Linked DNA regions of Mus musculus: all the other regions are linked to region 3. Evidence: chromatin loops called from intact Hi-C (ENCODE). Cell type or tissue: left cerebral cortex. All regions are shown on one strand. Region 1 overlaps Ankrd40 (ankyrin repeat domain 40). Region 2 overlaps Wfikkn2 (WAP, follistatin/kazal, immunoglobulin, kunitz and netrin domain containing 2). Region 3 has its middle 12 kb from the start of Abcc3.

Evidence for each region. Hi-C counts contacts between places; a loop is a spot of excess contacts. Peaks named below come from ENCODE experiments on the same cell type or tissue, not always from the same donor. Only the 100,000 strongest peaks of a DNase experiment are listed, where the experiment ranks them.
Region 1: it touches region 3 in a loop (4-fold over the local background); 28 of 42 quality-filtered maps call a loop at or near these places.
Region 2: a loop joins it to region 3, with 3 times the contacts of the local background. A loop is called at or near these places in 12 of 42 quality-filtered maps.

What each region holds. Positions count from the first base shown.
Region 1 is chr11:94,339,019-94,341,518 of GRCm38, forward strand. It overlaps Ankrd40 (ankyrin repeat domain 40), which reads left to right. Exons shown (of 5, transcript NM_027799.2): 5 at 535-2,500. The coding sequence ends at 681. Among named protein-coding and RNA genes, the nearest start is that of Gm51871, 12 kb to the right of the region's middle. In left cerebral cortex, a CTCF peak has its summit at 1,362 (motif pointing right); a DNase peak (open chromatin) is centred at 1,370.
Region 2 is chr11:94,234,950-94,237,449 of GRCm38, forward strand. Wfikkn2 (WAP, follistatin/kazal, immunoglobulin, kunitz and netrin domain containing 2) reads right to left here. Exons shown (of 2, transcript NM_181819.2): 2 at 1,003-2,500. Among named protein-coding and RNA genes, the nearest start is that of Wfikkn2, 6.4 kb to the right of the region's middle. In left cerebral cortex, a CTCF peak has its summit at 1,285 (motif pointing right); a DNase peak (open chromatin) is centred at 1,296; H3K27ac peaks cover 1,473 bases.
Region 3 is chr11:94,403,627-94,406,126 of GRCm38, forward strand. No RefSeq gene overlaps it. Among named protein-coding and RNA genes, the nearest start is that of Abcc3, 12 kb to the left of the region's middle. In left cerebral cortex, a CTCF peak has its summit at 1,271 (motif pointing left); DNase peaks (open chromatin) are centred at 343, 1,229, 2,004 and 2,443; H3K27ac peaks cover 1,575 bases.

The DNA.
Region 1 (2,500 bases), 65 kb before region 3:
GCGGCCCACCTGGCATCTTTGTGATGCTCCAGCCAGCTATGGGCTCTCCAGCATCAAGCTTCTGGCTTCTCTAAGTTCCTGAGGAAACCTGACACTCACCTGCCTGTCCCTTTAGGGCATTCTCATCCTGCAACAGAGACAGAACTTTCTCCTTCTTGTTCAGATTAAATGTGGGGGCTGATCACTGCTTAGCTGTCTCAGGGATTTAATTTTCCTTTTAGATTAAAGATGAACCAAGACCCTGGAATTAATACAACCAACCAAGCATAGACACAGACTGCTGCTATTGCTCTGTTGCCTTGGGCTGGCAAGTTGGCTCAGTGGGTAGAGGCACCTACTGCAAAGCCTGAAGACCTGAGTTCTGTCTGTCCCAGGGCCCCACATGGTGGAAGGAGAGAACCAGTTCCCACAGGTTGCCCTCTGATCTCCACATGTGCATTATAACACAAATGTGTGCACACAAAACGAACAAATGTAATAAAGAGCTAACTAAATGAAAAGAAAATTTTAATCCATTACCCGGTTTTGTTTCAGGACAAAGATGTTGCCCGACTCCAGGACTTCCAGGAGCTGGAACTGGTTCTGATGATAAGTGACAATAATTTTCTGTTTAGAAACGCTGCATCCACACTGACTGAGAGGCCTTGCTATAACCGGAGAGCTTCAAAACTGACGTACTGATGCAGCAGGGACTTCATCACTGAGTACTGTGACAGTATGTGTCATCTCTGGGCCAAAGGACAAGCCATTGATCCCAAAGCCTCGTATGCCCACCAGGGCCCCTGGTGCCACTGCGTAGTGTTCACTAACACCCCGCCTCACCAGGCAGGAGCCCCGACCCCCCAGCAGCGGTGCCACTCTTCCAAGCCTCTTGGTGCACAATAAACTATTGCTGAATCTTTGAACAGCTGGAAAGTAGTCTTGAGAGGCAGAAGCCGAAGGTTCGAGAGCCAGTGTTTAATGTGCAGGATCTAGAGAGTTGTCAAAGCAGAAGCTGAGAGCGCAGACCTATTTCTAGCCACTCCTGTTGACAGTGCGCCTGAAGGGCCGGGCGTGCCTCTCTTGGTGTTGCATGCTCGTGACACTCAAGAAATTTTGAACTGATGAGGGAGGAAGACTGGGGAAAGAAAGAAAGCACACACAGGTACTGGACAGAGGGATTCTGGTATGACCTGTGGCTGTGAGGTCTCATATAGCATATTTATAAATGTTACTCAGGTTTAAAGTATTTAAAATATAGTTACCTAATTGTAAATAGGCTGTTAACCAAAAGAGCTTCCCCTCCCCCAGTTTTCTTTTATGACCACTGATGACTGCGGCTGTCTCGACAGTCATCTTCACATCTGCTCCCCTCCACAGTCACTAGAGGGCTCTCTAATGCTTTCTAAAGGAGCCACCACCTGCTCCGTGGCCACTCCTGTCACCCTGTCTAATTGCACCATTCAAGAAGAGCACAGGCGCTGTTGGACAAGGCGCCCACCACTCTCACTCCCTCCAGGAACAAAGAGCAGCTTTTGAGCCCGGACTTGTTGCTGGTTTAAAGGTTATTGTGGGAAACTGAACTAAAGGAGTTAGCATCTTTATTTTTGTATCAAAGATAAAGGTTATTTTGAAAATTATTAGGGTTTTTACATAACTCTGGAATCTGTTGCTTTTATAAACAAATTGTTCAATTTTAGGAATTCCCCGTTACCTCCACAGTCAGTTGTGAGGGCCTGATTAGACTCTGGAGCATGGTGTACGACTCTTCTCCAAGAGCGCATGCAAGAGTCTCCCCCCCTCAGCCTCATTAAAGACGAAAAGCCACCTCGGTTTGCTTAACTTTAGATAGATAGGACCTGGCGCACACAAGAGCAGGAGAACAGGGCTGGAGCAGCTGTTGACGGGACCCCTGCTGTCTTAAGCTTTTCCCCATAGTGCCTATAGTTTCCAAAGAAACTTAACTTCCTGGGTATTAACTTAATTTTATTAGAACACTGCAGTTGACTGAAAACATGCAGATGCACTGGAAGAGAACCTTGTGCTGAGGTAATGGCCTCCCACTGCCGCCTGAGTGCTGAAATGAGCTTGAGGTGTTCTTCAAAGCCAGTGTCACTGTGTGGGTCACTGTGAGGTGACTGCATGGTGCCTGGCCCTGGCACAGCTGGTGACTTCCCTTGTAGAGTGTTTGCGTAGTGGAGTGGCTGTGGCTCACCACCCCCTTTCCCAAGTGCTTTAATGAAGACACCTCCCTTGTGTTTCAACCAATCAGAAACTACTTTAACTAAATGTACTAACCTTTTTCCCTCCTAATTTGCTTTGAAAAAGTTTAGTAATTCAATTAAGCGTGATTCTATCTTAGAAGAAATAAACTCAGTATTAATTCATGTCTAAATCACTGGGGTTGAGACTCCTTCAGCCTCCCTGGTTGATTAGAGATTCTGAGAAGCAGTAGAGCTGGCTGGGAGGTGGGCTACAGAGGAGCAAGCAAGCACTTCAGACTGACCAAAGGTTGTGGTGG
Region 2 (2,500 bases), 170 kb before region 3:
TGGACTTAACCGTGGGGTTTAGACTCTTCTTTGTACACGTGAACTAAAGCGGCAGGTGACAGGTGAGGCTGGGGAGGAGGCATTTGCCCTTGGGCTCTGAGAGTATTTGTTGGATATTGTGGCCTAGAAGCAGGTTCAGTCGGTGTCCCCAGGCTGCTATGGACAGAGTGAGGCAACAGTCCTCACCCTCATTGGACACCTGACTAGGTTGGGAAGTGATCATCGTTCATGTCATCCCGAGGGCTAAGTTCCTTGCTCAGTGTCCTTTAGTGATGGTGTGGCCTTCCCACTCCCTGCCCCCTCTTCTCTTAGAAATAGAAGCCCCTCACCCACCCACCCCCAAGCCTTTAGGTGAAAGAGGCTGCTCTAGGCCAGGCTGGGCCTGGCTTGAATTCCTCCTTTGGGTATAGCCCCGAGAACCCCATGGAAATGCAAGGGAGGGGTGCCTCTGTTGAGGATGAAACAGGCTGTGGGTTCCACACTCTTGATTGGGTCTGGGGAACAACAGTAAGTCTCCCTGGGTTCAAATGCACGACTGCCAGCTTTGTCAGAACTCGGGCACCCTGAGGACGCTGGAGAGCAGGCCGCTTCCTGACGTCCCTAGAAGTCACAGCAGAGCATCTGCCTGCCCTGCTTTTGTCCCTCCCACCTTCACACTTAGACTCCACAGTATTAGAGGCAGGAGGATCTTGTCTGTGGCCCTGATCCCTGCTGTCCCCCACAGAGCAGTTAGGCCACAGGCCGGGGCCATAGCGCTCCTTGTCTACGAGTGTGGAAAAGTCACCCTGCCTTCTTGGTTAGGTTTTCTCCCGGTTACCTCATTAAACTCTTCAGAGTGTGGTTAAGGAGCCTTATATTTCATAGGGGCCCTGAGAAGCTACTGTGTCCCTTCACGGCCCAAATATGGTGCCATTGACCGAACTTCCCTCCTAAGAGGCCACCAGAGTCAATGACATGATCACCGCCCCTTCCTCACCTTCCTAAAAGAGCCACACACGTAGAGCAGTTGACACTATGAAATTTTATTTATTATCGTCCTCCGTATATTTGAGGAAGCCATTAGGGCATCCCACAGTGCTTCCTTTGGAGGGATGTCGAAAGAATGAAGGTCTGAGGAGGGAACAGGGCAGATGCAGAGATGACAGAGGGGTTCCAAATCCTCTACACAGTGCCTTTGTATCTGGGACCAGAAGAAACAAGTGATCTCAGAGCTGCCATCGCCAAGAGGCCCCTCCCAGGCCCCACCCAGATAGATCTTTCCTCCTGATCCCTGAAGGTGCCCATATGCACCACTAGATGGCAGCATCAAGCAATGTTCATTCTCCCTGGGCCCACATCCTCTCTGGTGCCTAGGCTGCCCCCTGATCCTCCTGCCTTTGTCTTCTTTATTTCTCTTGCTACCAAAACAGATCTTTGGGCTTTTCCTAGGAAGTCCACAGCACATGAAAGCACCTGGCTCATCAGATGAAAATGCCTAGCCGCTGTCAATCACCCACTGGCGCCTGGGGGAGCTGAGATACAGGACGGCCTTCAGACTCGGCCAGTAGAGCAGAATCAGTCTCTATGGTCCTAGCACCTGGCACCCAGGAAGTGTTCACTGAGCTGAAATGTACAGAAGCACACAAGCAAACCAAGGCAGCTAAGGAAAGAAAACATGGATTCGCTTGGTGTGGTGACACCAAAGGCAGCCGGCCCTTCAGTCTCCATTAGGAGAAGTTAGAGCCTAGGTTGAAGCTTTGGCTTCTTGATGTTCACGACCCTTGATGTGGATGGTCTCTGACTACAGCCGTGTAGTGGGGCGGCACACAGTAGGGCAGCTGTCTTAAATGACCCTCGAACTCTCTTATCTCTCTCTTCCCACATACCTCCTATACAAGCTAAACCATTCTACAATACAGATGGCATCTCCTCCTGACCCCAGGCTAGGCGACTGGGCAGAGGGGCATGGGTCAGCAAAGGGGGACGAGACTGCCCGAGGGAACCACCCATGGGAAACAACTTACCTATGCCCTTTCTTCCCCCTGCCAGCCCCCTTCTCAGCTATCAGAGATACAGACCTTCTAGCCAGACGTGGTGGTGCACGCTTTTAATCCCAGCACTTGGGAGGCAGAGGCAGGCAGATCTCTGAGTTCATGGCCAACCTGGTCTACAGAGTGAATTCCAGGCCAGCCAGGGCTACACAGAGAAACCTTGTCTGGGGTGGAGGCTGGGGGCTGGGGCAGAGATACAGACATTTTATGGAACCCAAAGAACCTGTCAGGTTCCCCGACTTCCTTTAGCTCACTGCTTTCTTCTAAGCCCAGGGGGTACAACCACTCTTCCCACTTTGTTCACAATAATCTAAGGCACAGAGAGGTTAAGCAACTTGTCCAAGGTCACAGCGCTGGTAGTATGGGAAGCGATGGGCCACAGACCTCTAAAGGGGGCTAGTGCTCACTACCATTTTCAAAGTGAGACCACGGACAGGCAGAGAGAACATAGAGATGGTGCTAAAACTTCG
Region 3 (2,500 bases):
TGGTTAACTTATTACAGATTGGGTGAAAGTTTGCTTTGTATAGGGAAAGTTAAAGCAGCATTTCTCAGAATGTCATTTCCCTAGAAGGTAGGTAGTGAGGCCACCGTGTCACGAGGAACAGTCCCCAAAGTGAGCAAGGCCCACTCTGCCTTTGAGTATTCAGAACTAAGATATTTCTATCGAATGGGATGATGAGAGGAGCAACAAGGTTTGAGCTGAGGCATAGAGGGGAACAGAGTCTGGTGACCAATGCCTCGCCCTGCTTTTCCACCTGGCTGCGATTCCAAACTAGATGGACTACGCATGCGCTGTGTCTCCTCCGCCAGTGAGCATCTTGAAGGAGTCCCGCGTCAGGAATTTCCTGGCAAGAAAACGGGCAAGAGAAGAAAAAGGGAAAGGCAAATCCAGAGTGGGCATAGCAGCAGGAGCTAGAAAGAAGCGCAAAGGAGACAGGAAGACCTAGGCACAGGAAATGCTGCCTGTGGGCAGGGTGGGTTGGATCTAACAAAAGGGACAGTGTAGAACCAGCAATGTGACCCCCACCCCCCATCTCACTGAATGTTTACAGACCTTTAAAGTTTGTGAACACCCCTAAATTATGCACCGGCGCACACCCTGCTTCCCCCTTCTGGCTTCCGCCAGACTTCAGCCCATCTGGATCTGCCTGGACCCCTCCCAGTCTCAGCAAGTCTGCCCTCTGCCCCAGCCTGCTCCCTCATCTAATTGGCATGCAGGCCAGGGCTTGGCTACTGCACCCGATTTCAGAGTTTTCAAAGTAATAATTAATAGGATCTGTGGGTCTCAGCCAAGCTCATACACTGGGATAGGAGCTAAGGCACGCAGAGTGTGGGGTTTGTAGCAGACTTCCCTCCTGGACTTTACTGGGCAGCTCATTCCTTGATCCACTTTATCCTGCCCTACAGATGGGATCAGTAAACAACTAGATTTGCTTTGAGAGTTAAGTCCCCTATCCAACATGCCACCTCGGTCTGGGATTAGTTTAGTGGCCTTAAGGGGCCTGTTGGCACCAGGGACTCACCCTCCCTTTCCACCTGGCTGTGGCTCCCCAGCGCTCAGATGGTGTGTTCTAGTCTGTGGTTCCACACAGACAAGTTCTTCACACCGTGAGCTGCTTCCTCTTTTGGGCTATACAGGGCATCTGTGTGTGGACGGATCCACCACAGTTGGTATCTTCTTCCCAGATTTATCCCTCTTGCAGAGAAACCCTGGGTGGCACCAGCTGAAAGTGCTCTGTGCTGCCACCTGGTGTCTAACGCCCTCACTACATGGCTGTCACCAGGTGGGGCAGGTTGGCGCCTCAGCAGGGGAAACCATAGGGCACCAGACAACGTTGGGAGAACGGATGAAGGTGAGGCTGAAACATATTTGGAAAGTGGGTAGAGGCCCGGGTGGGAGCATGAAAGAAGGGTGGAGACCGTGGTGATTGAGACAAGCAGGTGCCAGGGGTTCAAAGGGCAGAGCGAGCCATTCTAGGGAAGGACATTGCCTGGAAACCTGGAGTGACTGCAGAACCTGCATTACCTTGGAGGTCAAAGGACACCACCACAATCCCTATGGCTGGGATCATGTTAGAGGCTAGTATCCCACCAGGTGGGAGGCCGTGGACCCTTCTAGCCCACTGACTATGCCACACAGAGAACACATGTGTATTTCTATAAACCCAATGTGACCGCTTCAGGAAAGGGTCCCCTAGCCTCCTTGCAAAATTCTTTTCATTTTGTAAGCATGGATCTTTCCATCGCTTCCTGTTTCCTCCGCAGTGAGAACAGACTGAGATGGTGTGGGCTGCAGAAGGCCAGCCCTAGAGTCAAATTCTGACTGTGTGACCTCAGCTCTTAACTTCTATGAACCCACCACTGCATGGAAAAAAAAAAAAAAAAGCTAGCCGGGTACTTCCCTGGCTTCAGCCCTTGGAGGAGCGAGAGACTGCGTGTGAGCCTCAGGTTTGTTTTTAGCACCAGCTCAGATCACTCCTTTTTTTCCCAGTTCCCCACCCCCAGACAGGCCTTTTCCTGGAGCCTTGGGGGTGGAAACTGAAGCAGCCAAGCCCGAGGTGGAGGCCTGGGGCTCTTGACACAGTTTCTTCTTTGAACCCCCAGGAAGAAGACTGAATGAAGGCAAGAAGGCAAGGCACCCAGGGAGAGAGAGAGGGAGAGAGAGAGAGAGAGAGAGAGAGAGAGAGAGAGAGAGAGAGATGCTCTAGCTTCCAAAAGCACCCCCCCCACTACCCTTGTCTCAGAAGCCCCTGCGTTGGAGGCCCTAACCAAAGACCTGCTGTCTCCCCAACCCCACTTCCCCAAGATCACCATGCACCGTTCAGACTCAGCGGCTGTTTCTTCTCTACTTTCAAACCTGTGCAATGAGACACACCAGTTTCTTTCCATCACCGATGTCATTGTTTTGTTGGTGGGTTTTTGTTTGGCTGGTTTTGACAGGGACTATCTCGTAGCCCAGGCTGGTTTCCAGCTCACTATGTGGT